6 separate regions of the Homo sapiens genome follow, and all the other regions are linked to region 2. Evidence: chromatin loops called from intact Hi-C (ENCODE). Cell type or tissue: endothelial cell of umbilical vein. All regions are shown on one strand. Region 1 overlaps LSMEM1 (leucine rich single-pass membrane protein 1). Region 2 overlaps DOCK4 (dedicator of cytokinesis 4). Region 3 overlaps IMMP2L (inner mitochondrial membrane peptidase subunit 2). Region 4 has its middle 960 kb from the start of LINC02903. Region 5 overlaps IMMP2L (inner mitochondrial membrane peptidase subunit 2). Region 6 has its middle 15 kb from the start of LSMEM1.

Region 1 (4,000 bases), 750 kb before region 2:
CTTACCTATTAGAAATATCACGAAAAAAACCAGTGCCAGGCTGACAATCAGCACAATTAGCAGCCCCACAAAAAACAGACTCCGGCTTCCATTTCCTGAGTTTGTGCCAAGGACTGGGATTTTGTCCTCTAGAGCTAATATGAAACAAACAAAAAACAAGGACAAAAACTGCTCAGCATACAACTTGTCAGCAGAACTGAACAGTACCCCAGTGTTAGACCGTGAGTAATGGACACACCCACTTTCTCTCTGACAAGCCTAGAAAGTGACTCTTTTTTTTTGAGACAGAGTCTTGCTCTGTCAACCAGGCTGGAGTGCAGTGGCTTGATCTCGGCTCACTGCAACCTCTGCCTCCCGGGTTCACGCCATTCTCCTGCCTCAGCCTCCCGAGTAGCTGGGACTACAGGCCCCCGCCACCACGTCCCGCTAAGTTTTTGTATTTTTAGTAGAGATGGGGTTTCACCATGATATCCAGGATGGTCTCAATCTCCTGACCTCATGATCTGCCCTCCTCGGCCTCCCAAAGTGCTGGGATTACAGGCGTGAGCCACGGCGCCCGGCCGTGACTTCTGTTTTAGGAATGTCTTTGGGCACAGAGAAATTTGTGAATTATTTACCTTCTTCTCTATTGGTATTCAAGGAATAAGCAGGGTTAAGCTATCTCCTTAGACCTCTTTGGAAAGTTCTTTGAAGACTGTCTTAACACTGAAATAGCAGAACATGAATTTTTGTGTGTGGGGAGAGGGAATATAGAAGTTAAAGGCTAAGAGTGATAGAAGTTCTATTACCCTTTCCCAAAGTAACCCAGGAGTAAAACAGAGCTGGTTGTGGGATACCTATGCTGGGTGGAAGACTCAATTGAATGCTCTGGGATATTTCCCTGGAAACTTCTTTTATTATAGGAATAATCAGTTAAGCCTACATCCATTTAAACAAAAATGGCCCTGACCTATTTTGGTTTTTTAAAGCTGTCTTCTGGATGGATATGCTCTGGAAGCAACGTTCTTTTAAATGCTTTGCAGTTGAACTGAGAATGCAGCTACATTTTATCGACAGCTTGGTTCACTCAAACCAAGAATTGACTGCATTTAATCACCGTTTTGCAAGATCTAGTTGCCTAATAACACCCAGATTATTTGTTGCAGTGAATAAGCAACGCAGAAACCTGGGGTAGTGGAGATCACTGGATTACTTTTTGCATACTCTCCTACGTTGAATTGGTCCCACTCACTGTGCCACTTGATTATGGACAGATGGGTGGCTTATGTCCCATGCCTTATAAGTACATCCTATGCCATACGCTTCAGCCACTTTTGCTTCCTAATCAAAGCAACAGCATAGGGCTGACACCTAAACTTCTACTGCTATTGAGACTGACAGCAATAAAAACAGATGAAAATTTGAACTTATTAAAATGAAGAAAAAAAGGAGGAACTTGGAAAGGATTTAGACAGGAAATAATAGATATAAAATTGGAACAGTAAGTTTAGAGTGCATATGAAACAAATGGCAAGTGAGCAATTAACACTGGTGTTTGAATGTCAGCATTTAAGCTAGAAAAGATGGCACTCAGAGTGATCTGATAAAGCTCATTTATAATATTTAGGAGGCAAGATACACACTTAGTATTTAGCAGATTTTATTTTGCTCCCCCCACCCCCTTTCTCCAACCCTTAATTGCACAATTTGTAACTTGTAAGTAGAAAATGCTCTGGATTGAGCATTCTCTCAGCAATCTGCTATAAAACAACACTCCTGTGGGAAGTGGTCCCCATCGGTAACCTAGCCATGGTCACTAGGAGAGGGATGAGCCAGCCTCCAGGAGTCCAGCTCTGCAGGCTCCACCCCTTTCCAGGGACAGAAACGCCACAGGATCTCAGAATATTTGAAGTCAAGAGTTCAAATCTCGTGTAGGATCCAAGAAAGCCCATAATCCTGTCAAGTATTCAGAAAACAAAAGCAAAATTGCCCAACAACAAATAACATTTCCAGTGCCAACCTCTTCCTAATGCCCCCTCCCCCTCCACCACACCCACACATCCAGTCAGCAGTGGCTATTTTTAGGTAGCCTAGAAGCTAGGAAGGGCTGCTGTGCCTTCCCCAGCACACATACGGAACAGATGCTGCGATCCGGCTGGACAGAGGTTTAGTTTGTTTAAGTCATTTATGGAATCCACCACATAAAGCTTTCCATCTTCCTGAATGCCACAAGAACCAGTGTCCTGGGAAGAATGAGTCATTGTCCCTGGAAGAAAACACTGATGTTAAAAACAAGAGGTTGGGCTTGTGAACTCAACTTCACAAGAACCACAGCCACCAGGAAGCCAGACAGGCCTATGAAGAACCACCCACAAATAGTATTTTCAACTAAGGCTCTAGAGAACTTGGCTTATCCAGAAAAAAATATTTCCTTCTGTGGACCACTTTGTAATCGTTCTTTTTGCTTTGCTTGCCAGGAAGCTCACAGTCAAATGTGTGGCCCAATTTTAAGAATTGTACATCCATGTATACCCTGCTTATCTGCAAACACTCTTTTCTCCTCCTCAGATGTCTCAGTTCTGCCTATATTTTCCCTGGATCTGTTTTTATTTTGTAACTAATTTTAAAATTTTTCTTTTATTACATTGTTCACATTCTGGTGAGATGCCTCAAATCCTTTGTGCAAGAAGACTAGGTAGACAAAATTAAGCTAGTCAGCAGTGGCCACAAAACATTCTGAAAAAAGAGAATATTACCATGAACCATTCTAATTGCAGGAGGCTTTAATAGAAAATTGCAATTTTTATAGCCTCCCTCCATATGGCATGTAAGTCCTTCTCTTCACACAATTCCTTTAGCCATAAGATGCTGACTGTGAGTCCCCAAGACAACAATCTTAGCAAACTTAGCTGCTATAGAGAGGAATGCTGCTAGACTTCAGGACCTCTGAGATCTCTTCCACCTGGGTTTCCCTTAGACTGAGGTCACTTATGTAATAGCTTGAGGTTTATTAAATATTGAAAGTAATATTCTCTAACGACAGCACAACTGCAAGCAACACTGAAAATCCTGAAGAGTTTAAAAGGTTTATGTGGAGATGTATCTCTAGCACAACAGAGAACTTGTGGCCATTTAATTATGTGAAAAGAAGCCTCTAGAAAGACAAATTTCAATTACTATAAAAGCTTTTCCTTTCATGGTTATCAAGTCTAATCGTGATAGAGGATGTTTGGATCTAGAAAGGGTGTTAGATGTGCTTTAGTTCCCATCCTTTCCGCAAATGAGGAAATGGAAGCTCGGCGAGGTAAATGCCCAGGATCACACATTTGCCTGGCAGCAGAGCTGGAATCGGGCCTTTTGTTCAGCATTCAATGAGTCTTGCTTTGTGCTACTTTTCTTTTCTATATCCCTTCCTAATCCTGCCTCAAGACTCAGCTCAAACATCACTTCCCCTAGGAAGAGAGAACCAACCTGTCTTTCCTTTTGCCTTTGCTGGATTCTTTACATTCTTCTATCAGAACATCTGTAGTATTTTATTGCATCTATTTGCTTACATCTTTGATTTCCCGATAGACTGAAAACTCCTTAGAGTAGGGACGAATCCTATTCTTCAAATGCCCAGTGCCAGGTTTAGAAGTTGGTGACTTATGTTAAGATGGAACACCTGAAATGTTTATTTAGGATTTAAATCTCACCATTTTCAAAAGAATTGGAGGCAGTTAATAATAAGTACATGAACAGAAATAAGATTGAGGATAAAAATCCTCATGTGATGTCTATCTGGACTCTAGTAAAGTCAATGCGATAAATATGGTGCCTGTGTGTATTTGACAACACACTGTTTACTTTCTGTTGTTGCAAAAATTTCCTTTAAAACTCATCTACAGAATGAAGAGCAATATAGAGTTGGGAGAAACCAAATTCATAAAAAAAAAAAAAAAGTATACACCTAAAGAAGATGTGGGGAAAAAAAGTATCAGACACTTACTGAGCAATTTAAACTTAGTCTAAAATATTAAAA
Region 2 (4,000 bases):
TCCTCCCGAAAGTCCCAGGGTACCGCCTCTGCACAACGCTGATGTCTTGCAGAAATTATATCTGAGTGCATTTGGCTGGACTAGCTATTTCCCTTTGTCACTTGATGATGCTGCAAGGGAATTTCTCAGTTTGTTCTGCTCCAGGAGAACTTCTTGTCAGCATGGGCAACTCTGAAAGCCTTCTCTGATTAGCCTCCCAAGTTTTCTGGTTTTAGTAAAATTGGAAGCAGTATATATGTTGCTAAATTTCAATAGTGTGCACTGCCGTAGTACATCTACTTTTAAGGACTTGGTACCTTCTATTTAATATATTAGGTAAAACCATGTAAAACTGGCATTTTTATAAGTTAAAAATTGTAGACTATCAATTATTTCATATATTTTTTACCTAATAAATGATTTTTAACATGCAGGGGTTAAATTTCACTCACTAGTGATTTTTTGAACTAATATTTCTCCTTTAATTCTTATTTCTGTTTTATATCACCACTGTAGCATTTGTATTTACAAAGAACTCCACACAGGCCAGGTGTGGTGGCTCATGCCTGTAATCCCAGCGCTTTGGGATTGGCCAAGGTTGGAAGGACTGCTTGAGCCCAGGCATTCAAGACCAGCCTGGGCAATATAGTGAGATTCCATCTCTAAAAAGAAAAGAAAAAAAAAGAACTTCATAGCACAACTGCTATTTACTATTTATTTTTTACATTTTATTATGAACATTTACCATTTATATTTAAAATATAATACAAACTTTTCCAACACTCTTTTCTTTCTCAAAACCTAAGGCTCTTCCCACCCCCTTTTACTTAAATATAATTAAATTATTTGTTCCTAGGCTCATCATATCACACAAAAATTATTTTGAACAAAAAGTTTTACTGAGGAGATAATCGTCTCATTTTCTGAAAGGTTTCACATGCCCGTATATCACATCATAAAAATCAACCCTTGTAACTTTGCAGAGGATGCTGTTTAATCATATTGGAGACGGGGCCTTGCCACGCAGTGACCCAAATCTCTCTGCACCTGAAAAAGGTAAGGCCAGCCCCATGGTCAGTCCTGGAATGTGTAAGGGCTTGTTTTATCCTCATGTTCTCCAGTCTTCTGTGTGTCTGTGTGGAAAGCAGTGCTCTAGCTCTTTAATGATCAGGACTAGTATGCTCTTTAAGGGATTAATGAAAGACAGTTATTCATGATCATTCTTCAAAAGCTGTTTTCCTATAAGATTTTAACAGCAGAATCTGAGCAAGATAGGAACGCCTATGTTTAATGGCTTTTTGTTATCATCCAGTGAGTCACCCAGGCAATGCCTCCTCTTCCTGAAGCAAAGTTGCCAATTAGGCTCCTTGTTCAGCACAATGAAAATAGCTTCACCCGGATCGATTCGGTGGTCCCATCCTTCGTCTCCCTTACAAAGCTCATTCAGCCAACTCATGTGTTGTTTGTTGTGACTCAGATACGGCTCTTGTACAATTAAATACCATTTAAGAATTGCAATCCAGTGCATAATGGAGTGTGCCCTGCCTCAAGGTCACACAAAATGAGAACCAAACACATGGACAGCAGTAAATAGCCAATTAGGATCAGTCTGCAACACGGCAGAAGATGAAGAGCAGATTAAACACGATTTCCTCAGCTACGGGGTCGGGGCTTGCAGCAAGTCACCCATTCACCTCTCTCAGGGTCAAGCCTCAAAAATAAGAGCAGTTCCCCAGGCCAATAAATCAAGAGTCGTTAATGAAATAGTCTGGGAAAGTGCCTTTTAATTGCCCTCATTAAGAAGTAAACTATTGTCATTTGGGTACACTGCTACATTAGAACTTTCCTTGGGAGATGGAAATTAGTGAAGTCTTAGGCAAAATTATTTTAAAACACAAATTTAGCTTTAATGTTACAAGTCACATGTTCATCTTTGTCAGTAGAACTAAGGAATGTGGTATTTTTCTCACCCCTTCTACTAAAGAAAACCACGATGCAAATTTAAAAGAATAGAGAAAAAGAATTTTAAGAGTGGTAACTCCATCCCATTAAGTGAAAATGGTCGAGTGGTAAAATGTTGAAATTCTCAACATGCCCACCAGATGGCAGTGTCTGTACAGGGAGTGAGTCACTGGAACCCAGATTTGCTGTTGTAAACCTCATTGCATAGTGGCTATTTACAACCAGCGTGTCCTGCCCTTATTCCTGCCAGGATTGCCCCATATTCCTGCATCTTATCGAAGCACAGAGCAGACAAATTACAAAATAAGAATGACACTGTCCATATTCCAAATCATTTTTTAAGGACATATTTCAGTGTAATTCATTGATTTCAGAAAGAGTTATCAATGAGATAATATTGCATGGCTGTTCTTTCCCAAGAATTCTGCCAAATAGTTAAAATATTAGTATGTCATTGCCTTCTCCATTTTTAGGTGTCACTTGTCCAGAAATGTCTACTAAAAGCCAAGTTTTAAAATAGCCCAGTGACTACATCTTCCATCTGTTATCCAGCATCTAAACACATTTGTAATTCTCAGCAAGTTTTACACCCCAGTGTAAAGATTTGTAGTTCCCTTTGACAGCATTAAGGGAAATAAAGAGACTTGTTAGCGCCCAGTTAAATGGTAACTATAACTGTTAGGCAGCCAATTAAATAAAGGTTTAGTATTCAAGAAGTTTCCTGTTTTGTTTTTCATCCAGTTAAGTTTTTCATTCTGGATAATTCTGACTTTCTTCTAAGATCTCAAGCATTGGAAGGGCAAAGCTGGACCGTGTGTTTTTAGCTGTGTTATTCCCTTCCAGCTGTGAACCCCACCCCTAGCAGCTGGAGCCTGGACAGTGGGAAGGAAGCCAAGAACATGTCGGATAGTGGGAAACTTATCTCTCCCCCTGTCCCTCCAAGACCCACACAGACTGGTGGGTATTTGAAGAATTTGAATGATCACTTTTATAAAATAACTTTTATTGACTACTCCAGTTTGTCCTGAATTCCTGAGAGAAAGGTAGGCGTTTGATTTCTGGGATAAAAACCTTAGTAGCTGCATAATTCCTTGACAATTGTCTCCCTCTTTCCTGAACTTCTATTACACGGGGTCAAACAGTGGTCTGTTCCAAGTAAGCCTCTCGGACAGATTTTATAGAGTGCTCTTTACCAAGCCACCATTCTCAAATTCGGGGAGGCACCCTAACCTTGGTAGGCCACTAGCATCTTCTCTAACCTTCACTTTGAACCACTTCATTCTTATCAACCTCCGCTAACTCAGCTACTTTCTTCAGTCTTATTCAGGACTGATGCCAAAGTTTCCAGTTGCCTCTAAATAGCCATTGACTAACAGTTACGCTCCATAAGCTTATCAGAGTCATTAACTTTGTATCCATAGTTATCTGTTGCTTTGAGAGGTCTTTATGCAAGGACTATATTTCGCAAAGGGTTGATTCAGGGTACCGCATCCCCTCAGGTGGTCGTTTAAGCAGCAAAATCTTGGCCAGGTGTTTTGGCTTATGCCTGTAATACCAGCATTTTGGGAGACCAAGGTGAGTGGATCACTTGAACTCACAAGTTTGGGACCAGCCTGGGCAGCATGACAAAACCCCGTCTCTACAAAAAATATAAAAATTAGCCAGGTGTGGTGGTACACACCTGTAGTCCCAGCTACTTGGGAGGATGGCTTGAGCCCAGAAGTCAGAGGTTGCAGTGAACCAAGATGGCACCACTGCACTTCAGCCTGGGCCAAATAAGGTAGTTCACACCTGTAATCCCAGCACTTTGGGAGGCCAAGGCAGGCAGATCACTTGAGCCCAGGAGTTTTGAGAGAAGCCTGTACAACATGGCAAAACCCCATCTCTACAAAAAAAAATGCAAAAATTAGCCAGGCATGGTGGCACACACCTCTAGTCCTAGCTAGTTGGGAGGCTTAGGTGGGAGAATTGCTTGAGCCCAGGAAGCAGAGGTTGCAGTGAGCCAAGATTGAGCCACTGCACTCTAGCCTGGGCAACAAAGTGAGACCTTGCCACAAAA
Region 3 (4,000 bases), 410 kb after region 2:
TTGCCTTATTTATTTCACTTAGCATAATGTTCTCCATTTTCACACATGCTGCTACAAATGACAGAATCCTTCTTTTTAAGGGCTGAATAGAATTTCACTGTGTATATTTACCACATTTTGTTTATCCATTCATCCATTGATGGGCACTTAGGTTGATTCCATAACTTAGCGATGGTGAATAGTGCTGCAATAAACATGGAATGCAGACATTTCTTCAACAAACTGATTTCAAATCTTTTAGGTAAACACCCAGAAGTGGGATTGCTGGGTCATATGCTAATTCTATTTTTAGTTTTTTGAGGAACTTCCATACAGTTTTTCATAATCGATATACTAATATATATTCGCACCAACAGTATACAAGGATTCCCTTTTCTCCACATCCTTGTCAATATTTGTTAACTTTTGTCTTTTTGATAATAGCCATTCTGATAAGTGTAAGATGATATCTCATTGTGGTCTTTAATTTGCATTTCTCTAATGATTAGCGATGTTGAACATTTTTTCATATGTCTGCTGGACATTTGTATGTCTTCTTTTGAGAAATTTTTATTCAGATATCTTGACCATTTTTAAATTGGATTTTTGGTTTTCTTGCTATTGAGTCATTTGAGCTTTATGTACATTTTGTATACTAACCTCTTGTTGGATATGAATCTTATTTTTGATAAATCTATTGCCAGTCTAATTCTTTTACTTGTGTATGTTGTTTGAATTCATTTGCCTGGATTCCCTGAGGATTTTTCCTTTATCTTGAATGTCTACTACTTTTACTAAAATATGTCTCTGAGTTGATTGTTACAAGTTTTTTTTTTCCCCCCACCCCGTGGCTAGTGGGCCCTTTCAGTATATAAGTTGTGGTTGTTTGTGTTTGAATACTTTCTTGGTTAGAATTTCATTATTAGTCATATTTTATTTTAAAAAGTCTTCTTCAGAAATTCCATTTATATATAAATTGTATCTTCTTTTTCCTGTCTTCCATTTCAGCCACTTTCTCTTTGACCCTTTTTACTTTTTTCTCTATTTCATTTTATTCATTTAGTTGATTTTCTACTATTTTTCCAGTGTCTCTTATTGCATTTTCTTTCAAATCTGTTTTTCCTTGGGCATCTTGTAATTTACGTTCCATTTCTGATGTGATTTTGTATTTTTCTTCTCTTTTCTTTCTGTGTTCAATCAATTGGTGTTTTATTTTTTCCTTTTAAAATTTTCTGGTCATTCATTTCTCTACTTAGTTTTTAATTCTTATTTCAAGGTTGTTTTTTAAATCTACCTAATTGCAGAATTTATGGATATTTATTAGTTTTGAGTGTTATGGTTTTCTTCTGTTTTGCCACTGTTCTTGCCAGTGTCTTGCCATTTGTTTGTGTGAGAGGGTGGAATTTTTTATCACCTTAATTGTTTGGGTCCTTATTTTCAATTTTCTTTTTATGCTAGGTTTTTGTTTATCTGTATGTTGGGATGGCTTAACATTTCTAGTTCAAGAGCACCCTCTCCTGTTATTGTAAGCAAAGTATTGTTTCTTTACTGGATGGCATGGTTTTCAAATGGCATATGCCTTCCAATTTTTAAATTTTCTTTTGTTTTATGTAATTCGAAATGTTCTCCCCTTTTTCTCTCTCTAATGTATAGTTTCCAAAGAAACCTCTCCTGTTGTTTTAGCTGTCTTTTCTCTCCAAAGTGACGCCTTTGCAAGGTGGCTTGTCATGTCCCATGTGCGTTTTCAAGTCTCCTTTCTGTTATCAGTGTTCTGAGCTAACTGTTCACTTTTCAGTATATATAGGGCCAAGGGCTGAGTTTCTTTCTGTTTCTAGCAGTGGTTTTAAATCATGGTTCAACCTGCCCTTAACTCCTCTCTGCTCTCGTTTGTGTAGTTTCTCCTGAACTGCTCTTGGTCTCCATGAAGGCTACTGGCAGGAGCACATGAGAGAGGTAGGTAGGTCTTGATGTTTATATTTATATTTACAAGTACTTTGAAGTTTGGAGTTTCCTTGTTTTCTAGTTATGTTGAGATAGGGTGTGTAGTTTTAATTCTTCTCCTTCTCTTTTTTTTCCTCTTCCTGTTTCTGTTTCTTTTCAGGATATTTTGGTACTTTCAAATTTATACCTCTGCCACAGCTTCAGCTGCCTAGAATCCTCTCTATTAATGCATTCTTAATAGCGCTCAACATCCTGCAGCAACTTAAATGTTTCGTATCTTGGCTTATTATGAATTTGAATACTGAATAACATGATTGTACATGAAAGCTTTTCAAAAGATGTGACGATCTTTTAAATTATTGTAGGCTTTATGAGACACCTAGTCTGAGCAGGTTAGGAAAAAGTAGATTCTGAGATCTTACCAAGGTCTTACTAATGTAAAAATCAATGGCTTTTTTTTTCTCTGTGTTATTAATGGTTAGGGTCCCAATGTTTTTTTGTGAGACTAAATAATAAAATAATGATCTTTTTAAGTGTGGTGCATCATTGACTGCTGTCTTTTTATCTGAGAAAACTATGTATGTTTAGTAAGTCCAAGGGCACGTTGAAGTTTCATGTGGAATAGTTACATGGGAATTTGCTGCAGCAATTACTCTGCTGTTTAATGACAAGCAATTATCCACATCACTTCTCAAGCTATACATCTCTCTCTCTTGCCCTTCAGCATTATGAACATCCCACCCATGGGCATGAGCATTTATTCTACACAGTATCCAGCTGTTACCTACTCTAAGACGTAACACACCTCTAGTTTTTATAACTAATTCTAAGCCTTGCTGTATTGGGGCTTGTAAAATATAAACCCTTACTTTTTATAATTGCCATTTACTTTATATTCTTCAAACTTTGTAATGCTTTTAGAATTTGTGGGCCCTGAAATAATTTTTGTACCAATAAGGAGCAAGAAGGGATAGTTGCTTTTCTACTGGGGAAAACTCAGTAACCATGTAAATGCATTTCTAAGTATCATTCTGTGGGCTCCTATTTAGTTCTAGCTGCCATGTATTTCATTGTAATATGTCATAATTGCAGTCATATTGTTTAAATTATTTTTCCTGAATTATATCAGTTTTTGAAACATCTTTAATATTCCTTTGTAACCTGCCACTGGGTGGAAAAGAACCCCAGCTGTATTGACAGTTTTCAAAATAACTTTTAAGAGCTTATAGGAGAATACTCTGAGAGAGCTGTTTTAATGGTGCTGTTTTCAAAAATCGTACAAGTTCTCTGAGTAAGATTGGATCTTTGTAGTTTCATTAGTTCTATTATGACTGAGAGGTCATGTGGTTTTGTAAAAATATTTTTTAGTTTAATGATGAAAAGATGGTGAAATGTGGGTGGTTATGCTGCTTTATAATACTTTATTCTCATATGTATTCTTATATATTATATATCTACTATACGTACCTATTTTCCAAACAGGTGATTCAGGTATGTAGTTAAAACCCTCATTTCCACACTGAAATCAGGAGCCTTTTGACACATAGAAATCTGGAGAATTAAGAATTTCTTGTATTATGTACACTATGTTTTCAGCTTGCATTTCTGACCTTAAGCAATTTATGGCTCTCTTTCTTTCTACTTCTGCATTTATTTTGGCCAAACCACAGGATTTGATGATGACTTTTAAATTATTAATATACCATAAGATTACTTTCTAGCCTCTAACTTATTTCTGAAAATAGTTAAAAATATTTTTCCTTTTCATGCACAAATAGCACATTTGTGAGCTGAATTTTCCTATATTTATTTTTATTTATTAATATATTATGTATTTGCTCATGCCAAGTGCTACAAAAGAAATAGTTCAGTCTTTTGAAGTGTAAGAAGTACATGGATGAATGAATGGTGGGTTACAGTACCTCGCAGGAACAGCTATGATAGAGACATGCAGCAAAGGGAGTTGAGTACATGTTAATGAAATTGTAGAAATTATTTAGTTACAGTGACACTTTTTATATATAATGATCTATGTGAGTGAACACTCATAAAGCAGGTTAAATGAGGCATTCTATTTTGA
Region 4 (4,000 bases), 1.9 Mb after region 2:
GTCATTTTAACCCAGTACAGGTCAACTGAAACTTTATTACATGTTCACAATAATAATAATTGTTGTTATTATTCCTACTATTATAACTAAATGCAGACATCTAGATGTGTTATTTCATTTAATTTTTACCACAGGCCTGGATGAAGTCATATTTCCATTATATAAGTGAGGTAATTAAAGCTCAGAGAAGTTAAATAATTTGTCCATAGTTAGTTACAGTCATGGTTAGGATTTGAACGTAGGCTTGCTTGTCTCAACATTTGTTATTCTTAGTCAATTATTTTGCTCTCAGGAATGGTCAAGAATGATAAATTTTCTTAAGAAAATATTAAGAAAAATGTGTGCCTTAAATTTTACACAGTGATATGCAGTGAGTTCACTAGAAATTATACATATAAAATATAAAATATGAATGGAATTAAACATAAGGTGTTACCAAAAAAAAAAAAAAAGAGAGAGAGAGAAAACTTATACAGAAGGCATTTGTACTTAGGAGATTTGAGTTCTGGCCCTATTTAGCCATTGATTTTTTGTATCCTTTTAGATGTCACTTAACCTCACTGGGTCTTAATTTCTTCATTTATATAATAAATATTTTATTCTGAGGTATCTCCAAAGACCTTTCTAGTTATCAAATTATGAGATATCTAGAAATGCTGATTGGTTAATTTATATTAAAAAGTGAGAGAAAAATCCATGTAATGGCATTGCTTATTATCTAATGAAACATTTTAAAATAATTTTGATAAAGACCATTTTTAGAAGAATATTATGATTTACTTATAACTAAAATAGAAAATAAAAACACACTCATATAAAATCTTATTATCAATAATAATTGAACTATTTAATATCTGTCATCTTGAAATTATTATTAATAATACTTTTCACCTTGTAGCTATAAATACATTCCCATTTTAGCAGGTTAATGAAATTATCTTTGTAATACTATAGAAGCATTTATTTTAAGAATACCAGAAAGAACATCCTGAAAACCAAGAACTCAAAAAGGCTTTTTATCCCAAAGATATATTTTTAAAATGTATACCTATTCATCCACTTGTTTTCACAAATGGAGCTACAGAGAACTTTGAACATAATGATGTACAGCAGAGGCTTATTCCTAACATATTTAGAATTTTAGTTCAACCAAACATTGCTGTGGAAACTGAATTGAAATGCAAAATCTTACAATCCTAATTTCGAGCCACTTTCATTTTAACTTAATTTTAACATGTTTTGCAAAATGTTCCCGTATCAACTTAATAGTTACTATACCACCAAACATGGATTGTGATTATTTTATTTTCTAGATTGGCTGACAGGCTGAATAATCTTCTGCAGGGTAGTAAGTGTCAACTGCATCAAGCACATGGAGGTGGACTCACTACAGAAGGAAGGTTTTCCAAATAAAATTCCAAGTATTTTTTAATTCAGCCTGCTAAGACTTCCAGCCATTCATCGGGTCATAGAGTGTCTCCTTTAGGTTGTCGTTGTTTTTAGCCAGGTTTTGTGTAGTCAGCTTTTCAAGAAATGTAACTGCAGTTTAATCCCAGTTCTTGCAGTAAAAGTCACTTTCTTCTACCTCCCAATTAACACCTGCAGCTCAAAAACAGAGGATTTCTACTGACTCTAATATTGGAAAAGATTATATAGAGGGTTTAGGAGACATTCCCAAATACCTTATTTCTGATACAGCAGGAAGTATTTGTGGATAATATGACATTAAATTCCAACAGAGAGTAAACATAGATGCTGCAGGTTTGAAGTTATGTCCCACACTCACTAGTTGGCATTGGATCAGATTACATGACCTGGATCTTTGAATTTCCATCTGCAAAAAGAAGAATCCAGACATACTTTAAGCACGTAATAAACCCTGGGTATCTGAAACCAAATGTTGAAATTGGTTCTTTTGTCCTGGCTAAAGTGCTGAATGAACATTGTGCAAATACAAAGAAATTGATAGAGTGAATAGAACTGTAGACTGAAAACTCGTCTCAGATGGCATAATGACAGCTGGAGAAGTTTAGATAAGGAAAAATGAAATGTCAGGATTCTTGTCTTCGAGGTTTGTAGTCTGCTGGCATATGCTTCTGTTGAAGCTTTGGGAAACCCAGCCGTAATCCAATTGTTGAAAAGAGCTGGTTGAAAAAAATACATAATGTGCTTCTTATTATGATGTAGAAAAGGTTCCTATTTAAAACTAAGACAACAGAGAACCGTGAGGTTATATATATATATTCAGTTTTTCTAGTTTAAAAAATTGGAGAAAATAACTATCTACATAGTACTCAAAGCAAAAGGGAACTTATGAAAATGTATGCAAGGCTATTTTAATACTGGGGGGGAGTAACACTTAAAAAATTTCAAAACCCAAACACTTCTACCTATGCTATGTGAAAATCTCATTGTAATGCCACTTTATTGAAGTTTTTCAAAGACAGATATGGATGAGTGCTACTACACTGCCACCTGGTGATTAGGCAGGTAGGAGGGATTTCAGTAAAAATTCCTGACAAAGAAAAGATTAGGATTTGTTAATGAGTATTTAATAATACTGAATTTCTCTAATATATCCAAGTTTGTTAATAACATGAAGGTGCTTTGTATCAGGTCATATATTATTGAAAAGCATGTTCCTGGTAAATGTTAAATTGATTTCTATCAAAATGTGTGTGATCTCCATTTCATATCTACTTGCAGCTGTATCCTTCCTTGATTTATTTTAGTCTGGGTAAAGTAAATGAGTAAACTCTTTGCACAGGTTCAGGAGCTAGTGACTTGTCCTTGGAAATGGGAGAGGAAAAGAATGATATGACCTAAATTTATTCTATTTCAAATGGTGCATTTGGTGTTTGCAATCTTGACTTGTACTATCAAACTACTCATTCAATTTGGAGTTACTGATTTTATAGTCATCTTCTTCTTTTAAAAATGATTTTGCCTAGGGAAGAATGGCTTCAGCAATTTAAAGTTGGATGTCAAGGCAACAAATACAAATAAAAAAAGGAAACAAAAAGTGTGAGCATTCCATGAAGTTGCGTGTTTTCCTTCTGTTGTATTTTTACCCTGGTGGGGTTTGTTAACAATTTTAATGAGCAAATATAGGTGTTGAGACAACAAAGTTCTTAACTAACTCATTATTTGGATAGATTTATTTATCTAGTCACAGATAGGATGTTAAATTTAATATTTACTTTTATTTCCCAGTCTGTTTCTCTGCTCATACCTCTGAAGTGTAAGAGAATGTAAAGGGTTGGAACAAACCCCTGGGAGAATCTATGTGGCAGAGCCATGCTACAGAGATTCGGCTCTTCCTCAACTGAGCTAAAATAACTTCAGGAACTGCAAAATGGGAAGTGTTCTAGCCAGTGCTTTCATATACATAGCATATTCTTAGTGCTTGTGGTAAATTATGAGACAGTAGTTCACCACTAATGTGGATTTCCAGTTGAGTTAGATCATCTTCTTTTCAAACCACTATTCAAAATGTGAGATCATCTAAGCTTTTCAGTAGAAGATAAAATAATCATTTACTTATAACAGTCTTCAAGTATGCATGATCATAAAGTCTGCATTGCTGGTGAGATTCTATACAGTTATAAATGCAGACATGTGGAATCGATGTCTGATCCATACACCATTTTTAGTTTCACTATATTCGTAAGAGGATAGACAGATCTTTTTGGTTACTACAGAGGATGATGTCTTGCCAGCACGTCTATGTAGGCAAAAAGGCAATAAAATGCTAGGAGGTAAATAGTGAAAACAGTTTCTCTTGGAATGGATGTGAGATGTGGGGAGTTATAGTGCTGTACTCATATCCTGAAAAAAAAAATTCTATCCACTCAATTTTTATTTACTGACATTTTTATTTCCTGTGCTTTCCTATTAGTATGTTAGTTTATTAACTTGTCTAGGCTAACAGGTAAAAGTAGAAAGCTAATTAATTTGAGCTGAATTTTGTTCATTCTATTTCCGGAAGCAAAAAAAGAAA
Region 5 (4,000 bases), 250 kb after region 2:
ACAGTTGCAAAAATATGGAACCAGCCCAAATGCCCATCAGTCAACGAGTGGATAAAGAAAATGTGGTGTGTATATATATTACTCAGCCATAAAAAGGAACGAAATAATGTTATTCACAGCAATCTGAAAGGAATTGGAGACTATTAATCTAAGTGAAGTAAGTCATGAATGGAAAACCAGACATTGTATGTTCTCACTGATATGTGGGAGCTAAGCTATGAGGGCACAAAGGCATAAGAATGACACATTGGACTTTGGGGACTTGGGGGAAAATGTGGGTGGTGGTGAGGGATAAAAGCCTACACACTGGGTACAGTGTACGTTGCTCGGGTGATGGGTGCACCAGAATCTCAGAAATCACTGCTGAAGAACTTAACTCATGTAACCGAACACTGTCTTTTCTTACAAAACCTATTGAAATAAAAAATGAAAAAAAATTTAAAAAACAGTGAAAAGGCTATCTTAGCTTTTCTAATTATTTTGTCCCCCTGTTCTTGCCTCAAGCTTGTTATTCATTGGCTTTGTCTGTACCCCTGTCCAAATGACAGGTATGCTGGTTTCATAGTTCCCCAGTCAAATTTTTGTGCCTGTATGGTTCCTGACCTTTAGAAAAATTCTTACACAAAATGTTTCTCAGTTCTTGATCCATTAACCCTCAGGCACAGTTAGACTTCTCTGAATCCTAGGATGAAAGCCCCTTATTAGGCTCAAACTGGGACCAGGACCCTTAGGATATGTGCTCTTTTGAGAAAAGAGAGGTCAAAGTGGGAAATCCATACATTTTATAATGGTAATCCTATCACATCTTTCTTTTGCCCCCTTCAGTTTTTCATATGACTGTGAAGATTTGTGGACATGACTGTGATTTGGGATTATTTCTTCTTTTCCCCAGATGGAACAATGATGTGTACTACTGTGGAATTAGATCCTATCTGGATATTTTGTTAGGAGGTTTGACTCACTTCTTCCTCATGTTTTTATATTATTCTTAAGGCTTTTCATACCTCTTTATTGGAGTTTACTAAAGATTTTAATGTCTAGCACACGTTCCTTTCAAATAAGCATTGGTAATTTATTTTTTTCTGGTTCATCTGTGAAGAATCCCAGTGAGCCTTTTTGAAAACTCATCATTTGCAGTTACTTTAGAACAGCAATTTATAGAAAGGTACTGTATTAGAAATGTTTTATTTCAGTCCACTCGAGCTGTGAAGTGCAAGAACCATGAAGATTGAAAAATACAAATGATAGAAGTGTCTCTTTCTCCTTATTTTCTAGCCTTCTTTGAATCCTGGGGGGAGCCAGTCATCTGATGTGGTGCTTTTGAACCACTGGAAAGTGAGGAATTTTGAAGTACACCGTGGTGACATTGTATCATTGGTGTAAGTAACTCAGAAGCATACTATATTTGTATATAAAATTATTTATACTTATGCTGATTTAACTGGTAATCCACTGTTAATATCATATTGCCAATTATTAAATTGAATACATGTTAAATACAATGCATTTTTAAAAAATCAATTTTGCAGTGTAACAATGCTATAAAAAGAATTTTTTGCATTTAAAATATGTTAGTTGACTAACATATTTGGATTTGGTGAAATGTATTTAATGAAATGTTGATTAGAAATTATTAAAAATACATGCATTTGGTACTACTTTGGAATATTTTGAAATTTTGCATCTTGGTAAGCAACTTTTTTGTTACCCCAATGTTTTCTTGGTTTGTATAGATTAAAAAGTATTCCTAGAAGGTGATAATTATGACATGAAAATCATTGACATTTATGTACATCAGGAGTTTAACTGAAAAAGGAAGTTTGAAAGACTAGCACTGGATGCTTCTGTTTGGGTCCAAAAGGTGGCACTGTTTCACTGTTATAATATGATGACTGGTCAGGATCAAAAATTTCATTCCAGTCTTAATGTAGAAAAGGAATGTCAAAGTGTGTATAACTGACACAATGATATAATACATAGTCCTAGGACAGGCCTAAATGGTTTGGAGATTTTTGTTTGTTTGCTTTAAAAGTAAATTTACACTAGGAAGACTGTAGCCAAACTTGTCTAATTTCTTCTGGTTTCAAATACTTATAAAAATGTTGTAGTATGATTCCCTGTTATGCCAGTTAGGGGTAGCAATTAAGGTAGCAGTGTTACTGCCATTTGATTTGGAGACAGTAAAAACCTGCTACTGGGTAAATACTTTTCCCATTTGTATTTCTGATTCTTGAATTGGAAGGATTTTTTTCTTGTTGGATGGTAATTTATAATTGGTAAAAGCAAGACATCATCTGCTTATTTGTACTTACCTTTGGCTAGTGCTTTGTGGAAATAGATATTCTATAAATGTGTTTCTTTCAGACTATTCTACCAGTATTCATTTGAAAACATATTAACCAAATCTCGTTAGTGACTAATGAAATAAATTCAAGTGGAGTTTTGTATGGCAGACATCCAAGGAGGGGGATTAAATGCTTCTCAGGTTTTGAGTGCTTTTAAAAATATTAACCTGCTCTTTGAAGTGTACTTTTATTTTGTCATTCCGAGTACTATTTTTGCAACCTCCTAAACAACCTTTTCCATGCTGGGTTAGCCTGTCATATGCTTATTATTCTTTTGCCTTTGGTTTGACAAGGTTATATCCTCACTTAGTTGGTGATGGAAAGGATACCCACCCAAGTGAAAGAGGTCACACTATACGCAGACAATTGTGCAGTATTTTTTTTTTCCCGTGAGAAACATGCTGACTATCTCTAACCAAGTGGACTTAAATAGATAATTGAAAAATAAAACAGGGCTGCTTGATATTCAGGGTTGCATGGGTCCATAAAAGTATCCTACCATATCATGGAGTATATTAAAAAGAGCACACTACTATTTTATATAAATATTCATAGTGATTGATATTTATTATATACATTAACTTCAAAAATATTCTATTCAAATTGGGATTGATATATAAATTATAGCTATTCCAGTTGAACTGTGTTTTTTTTTTTTTTTTTTTTTTTTTTTTGAAACAGAGTCTCGCTCTGTTGCGCAGGCTGGAGTGCAGTGGCGGGATCTCGGCTCACTGCAAGCCCCGCCTCCTGGGTTCAGGCCATTCTCCTGCTTCAGCCTCCTGAGTAGTTGGGACTACAGGGGCCCACCACCACGCCCAGCTAATTTTTTGTATTTTTAGTAGAGACGGGTTTCACCGTGTTAGCCACGATGGTCTTGATCTCCTGACCTCATAATCTATCCACCTCGGCCTCCCAAAGTGCTGGGATTACAGGCGTGAGCCACTGCGCCCGGCCTGAACTGTGTTTTTAATGACTCAGTTATGTGCTATATCTTTGTCATGTACAAATAACACAAACTTTCATGTGCTTGTTCTTAGGAGGAGCCATTTACATAAAAGAGTGCTTAGTTACTAGTATTATATATTTAACAACAGATGATCGTGAAGCAATATTGTTGCTTTGAGAAAGAAACAAAAAATCTGATGCTAAATTCTTCTTTAGCATTATTTAAAGTATTTTTTTAGGTCAGGGCCAGGTGGCTCAGGCCTGTAATCCTGGCACTTTGGGAGGGCAAGGTGTGTGGATCCCTTAAGCCCAGGAGTTTGAGACCAGCCTGGGCAACACGGTGAAACCCTGTCTCTACAAAAAATACAAAAATTAGCCGGGTTTGGTGATGCGTGCCTGTAGTTCTTAGCTACCTGGGAGGCTGAGGTAGGAAGATCGATTGAGCCTGGGAGGTCGAGACTGCAGTAATCTGTGATTGTGCCACTGCACTCCAGCCTGGGTGACAGTGAGACCCTGCCTAATAAAAAGTATCTTTTTAGTCTTATGATGAAACATGCTTTCTAGACCATATCCATGTATTTTCATACAATTTAGAAACTGCTTCATTTTAGAAGATTGATGTTGGTTTGATTGCAGTTCATAATATACATTTAATTTATATCAAATATTGAATATTTGCTTTTCTTATACAATGCATCAGTTTGTTTTTA
Region 6 (4,000 bases), 760 kb before region 2:
TCTCACCTGCTGACTGAGCTCCCCCTCATCATCCTTCCCCAGGACAGCAGCTGCAAAGTCAAGGAGAGTGGACCTTGACTGGACGAGCTGCATCATCAGAGTCCACTAAGCAATGGATTCCTCCACAAAGGTCACTATAAGTTAAGAAAAGCTTTCCCTGGTCAACTGACATCTCTAATCTTTCCAGGTTAAATCATTCTTCTTCATGAAGAATCCACAATCCACCTTTGAGGAGTAAACAGATGCATTTGCAAATAAGAGAAAGCCTAGGAAAATTAGAGGTTTCTTATCCCCAAGCAATTTTAATAAGGAGGAAACTGTAGGAAATACATATGTATATAAATACATTCCTAAAAGCTACTGTTTCTTTACTCATTTATTCAAAAAGCCTTCTGTCTGCCAGACACTGCTAGGCACTAAGGTTTCAAGGATGAAAAAGAGAGACATGGTCTCTACCCTCGTGGTGGTTACAGCCCAGTGGAATGCTGACTGTGAACCAGGAGTTATGCTAAGTGTTTCACAAACACGTGATCTCCTTTCAACCACTATAGGGTCAATGTTATCACCCTCATTTTCAGAGAGGAAGGAACTGAGAAAGAGGTTAAGTTTCCTTCCCAGGCCACACAGCTTTTAAGAATCAGAACTGAGATTCTAATCCAGTTCACCTGACTCCAAAGTCCATCTGGTGCCTGAAAATATTAGGGTAGGACTCCTTGAGGAAGCAAAACCAAAAACATTTTAGAGGGTCTGTTTGAGAAGACTGGATACATGCAGGAGGGATGTTGAAATGAAGGGATTAGAAAGAATATCCCAAAGAGAAGGGACTCTCTGAACAAAGACATCGTGGAAATAGCATGCTATAAAGAACCTACAAAGCAGGATTTGGGAACTATTAAAGATTTTTTACTAGGGAGGGTATAGATTTACATTTTTAAGAAGGTTATTCTAATGGCCTTGTGGAATGAGGACTCGAAAGAGACAAACCCAGAGTCTACGAGACCGGTGGGAAGTCTGTTGTGATCATGTGGACAAAACACAATTATGGGCTTAAGTAGAGCACAGACAGTAGGGATAGGGAGGAAGGGATGGATTTGAGAAATGTTTTAGCAGTTGGAAAGGGACAAATTGACTAGATAGAACATGGTCCCGGGTTAGGAATAGGAGACTGAATTAAGGACAGAGGTTAGTTCTTAAAACAAGCAGTTTACCTCGATGTGAGTCTTGAGGAAAAGCTAAAAGTTAGGGTGAGGTTGTAGGCAGTTCTGTAGAGACATCCAGAGAAACTCTCTGGATGGCTCTGTTATTCTCTCTAAAGGTAGGGTGACCAACTGTCCCAGTTTGCATGGGGCTGAGGGCTTTCCTGGGATAGCAGTTAGCTTATTGTCTGCTCAAGGAGATATCTGCCCTCCCCTGAACCATTCCAGCTCTTATTTTCTGGGCCATAAATTTGGGCACTTAACCATGTCTTCTTTCTTATTTTGCCATTGTGTGGTAACCTTGCTTCCCCACTTAGAGATAAGGTCCATGAGGGATGCACGTCTACATGATGAAAGCGTCTGGAGCTTAATAAATTCCTAGTGCTTCACGAGAAGATTCTTCCCAGAAGAGGCCTGAAGATAAGGTTACCTTGTGCAGACCTTCCTAAAAGTGGGATTGGAGAGCTCCCTTCTGAGGAAAATTCCTCAAATCCAAAAGAACCATCAGCCCCTCTCTAGAGCCAGCAGAAGGTCTTGTCTGGACCTCAGACTCTGCTTTCCCCCTTCTTTCTGCAAATAAAAAGATTAGCCACTCTCATAAATCCAGTGCTTACCAAGTGCTAGGCATCATTTTGTTCGATCATCACAGCAACTCTGTGAGATAAGTGTTATTCCCATTTTATCGAGGAGCTGACCAAGGCCCAGGAAAGGTAAATAACTTAGCCAAGCTCACACAACTTGTGAGCAGCAGAGCCAGATTCAAAGACAGGTCCTTCAATTCCAAAGTCCACAGTTTTCACCACTGTCTACACAGCCCTCTTAGCCTACTCATGGCCATTTCCTCCAGTTGCAGCTCCCAGTTGTTCTAGGTCTGATGCCACCATTTGCTCTCCCTCCAGTATCCCACACATACTCTATCCTCTCACTTTCCTTCTTTCTTTCAAATGGACCTCCTTCGCTTGAAGTACCCAACTGCCACCAGGTGTCCCTCCTCTCCTATTAGTGAACACCACTTTGCTGTAATTGCAAATCAGAGGCAATGCAGACAGCCTGGAAACTCTTCCAAGCTTAATTCAATTAAACAAATTCACGTTATTGAGCAATGTACTAACACGCTGGGGATGCCCAGACCAGAATCAAACAAAGGGAACAACACAAATACACGATTACAAGGCAAAATCTAAGAGGTTCAAATGAAGTTCTAGGCTCAAAAGAAGAGTGAATTGCATCAAGTTGGTGGGAAAACATTTATAAAATATTCCTTTGTGATTTTTACCAAGTAATATGGAAAGAACCTGGGTTTTCTAGCATCTCTACTGAAAGTTTTCTTTAAAAGGTCCCAGACTGAATGTCAAAGGCTGCCTCATGTCTTTCGTCAGTGTTTTTCTGAGTCTATAAAAAACTGTTTTTGAGCCTCTACATAAGTTTACAGTAATTCAGAAGCTGACCCTGACTTATGAATATTAAAGAAGTTTGCTAGGTTTGAGAAGGGGACACAGAGTAGAGTTCTAATTTAGTCTGATTCTGGCGATATTGAAAATCACTTTAGGGAATGACAAATTAGACATTTTTAGCATTGGAGAAGCCTTAATTGAATTATTAACTGGTTTTCAATTGTTTGGTCTGCTCCATTTGTTCATTAAACAATAAATGCTCTGTGGCAGCAGCACTGCACATTCAGAAGGAATGTTCCTAATGAAATAAGCCTGTTACAACTCATTACTTTGGGAATTCATGCATGAAAAATGAATCAAGTTTCAAAATTTAAAAGGGAATAGATGAGGCCAAGAAATGAAGAAGAATTAGGATCATGACTCTCTAAATTCAGGACTGCATTTCTCACAGATCATTTGTTCTTTAGCCACTTGGGAAGACATGAAATATCTCATGCCTGCCTCCATCTAAGAAGACTTCAAACACTGCCTGCCGCCTTGCAGGTGGGCTCTATATTTCATGCCATGGCTGCTGTCTCTGTTCTTATCCACCTTCACATCCTGCTCCCCACATTGCTGGCCAAAAAGCAAATGTCTACAGAAGAATTCCCAGCCATGTTAATGTTAATACTAATCTTGAAGGGGGAAAAAAAAGAGAAAATGAAGAAATGAAACAGAAGTAAATGCTTCCTTGAATTTCTTTCTGACCGATTATGTGACTTCTTTTGATTTCCCTTAAGTGGTGAGGGAAATTCAAGGGTAACACAAGTTTTGTCCAAATTGACTCATTTGCAAAGACAGAAAACTCAGCTAAATTTAAGACAAATTTTATTCTTTGCCGTTTTAGGAGTTGCACTATACTACATAACAGCCTATCTCTGCTCACTTTAACACTTGGTTTTGCTCCTCAGCTCCTGAGGAATAAATCAATCACTTGTCTCAGTTCATGGTGCATGACTGTCATTGGTTCCAATTGATTATTGAATATTTTAATATTGGTTGATTACATTTTTAATCCCACTAAATCTGAAGAGTAGAGTTGTTTCTAAGTCACTTATACGGCTAGATCAAATAAGGGACATCTGACCATCCCCAGAAGGGAATGTCAATCTTCTCCTATCACAGGGTCTAGAAAACGTCTTCAGAAGAAGACTCAAGACAGGAAGTTCCCACTCAAAATGATGGGACTTGGTGGATCCTGATGTAATTGATGTGGGTGGGATCAGGCAGGGGTGAGTCTAATGTGAGTCTAATGAGTCTAATTAGACTCATTAGGGGTGAGTCTAGGTGAGTCTAATGCCTAAGGGTCTCTCCCTTAGGCAGAGACCCGAGCAGCACTACTTTTCTCAACCAGATCTTCTCAGGCTCTCT

The links. A loop is a pair of places that touch in the nucleus more often than their neighbours do. Peaks named below come from ENCODE experiments on the same cell type or tissue, not always from the same donor. Only the 100,000 strongest peaks of a DNase experiment are listed, where the experiment ranks them.
Region 1: a loop joins it to region 2, with 2.8 times the contacts of the local background. A loop is called at or near these places in 59 of 110 quality-filtered maps.
Region 3: it touches region 2 in a loop (29-fold over the local background); 18 of 110 quality-filtered maps call a loop at or near these places.
Region 4: a loop joins it to region 2, with 6 times the contacts of the local background. A loop is called at or near these places in 23 of 110 quality-filtered maps.
Region 5: a loop joins it to region 2, with 11 times the contacts of the local background. A loop is called at or near these places in 33 of 110 quality-filtered maps.
Region 6: a loop joins it to region 2, with 4 times the contacts of the local background. A loop is called at or near these places in 60 of 110 quality-filtered maps.

What each region holds. Positions count from the first base shown.
Region 1 is chr7:112,483,057-112,487,056 of GRCh38, reverse strand. It overlaps LSMEM1 (leucine rich single-pass membrane protein 1), which reads right to left. Exons shown (of 4, transcript NM_182597.3): 2 at 2,114-2,245; 3 at 6-134. The coding sequence starts at 2,240. Among named protein-coding and RNA genes, the nearest start is that of LSMEM1, 4.1 kb to the right of the region's middle. In endothelial cell of umbilical vein, no CTCF peak of the experiment used is centred here; a DNase peak (open chromatin) is centred at 2,226; H3K27ac peaks cover 888 bases.
Region 2 is chr7:111,733,952-111,737,951 of GRCh38, reverse strand. DOCK4 (dedicator of cytokinesis 4) reads left to right here. Exons shown (of 53, transcript NM_001363540.2): 50 at 963-1,035; 51 at 2,785-2,898. Among named protein-coding and RNA genes, the nearest start is that of DOCK4-AS1, 73 kb to the left of the region's middle. In endothelial cell of umbilical vein, a CTCF peak has its summit at 2,102 (motif pointing right); a DNase peak (open chromatin) is centred at 2,071; H3K27ac peaks cover 956 bases.
Region 3 is chr7:111,327,326-111,331,325 of GRCh38, reverse strand. The region is part of intron 3 of IMMP2L (inner mitochondrial membrane peptidase subunit 2); the gene reads left to right. Among named protein-coding and RNA genes, the nearest start is that of IMMP2L, 230 kb to the left of the region's middle. In endothelial cell of umbilical vein, no CTCF peak of the experiment used is centred here; no DNase peak of the experiment used is centred here.
Region 4 is chr7:109,843,032-109,847,031 of GRCh38, reverse strand. No RefSeq gene overlaps it. Among named protein-coding and RNA genes, the nearest start is that of LINC02903, 960 kb to the right of the region's middle. In endothelial cell of umbilical vein, a CTCF peak has its summit at 2,480 (motif pointing left); no DNase peak of the experiment used is centred here.
Region 5 is chr7:111,484,617-111,488,616 of GRCh38, reverse strand. IMMP2L (inner mitochondrial membrane peptidase subunit 2) reads left to right here. Exons shown (of 6, transcript NM_032549.4): 3 at 1,276-1,379. Among named protein-coding and RNA genes, the nearest start is that of IMMP2L, 76 kb to the left of the region's middle. In endothelial cell of umbilical vein, a CTCF peak has its summit at 1,849 (motif pointing right); a DNase peak (open chromatin) is centred at 1,886.
Region 6 is chr7:112,494,217-112,498,216 of GRCh38, reverse strand. No RefSeq gene overlaps it. Among named protein-coding and RNA genes, the nearest start is that of LSMEM1, 15 kb to the right of the region's middle. RefSeq lists a silencer at 1,292-1,505. In endothelial cell of umbilical vein, a CTCF peak has its summit at 2,165 (motif pointing right); a DNase peak (open chromatin) is centred at 2,196.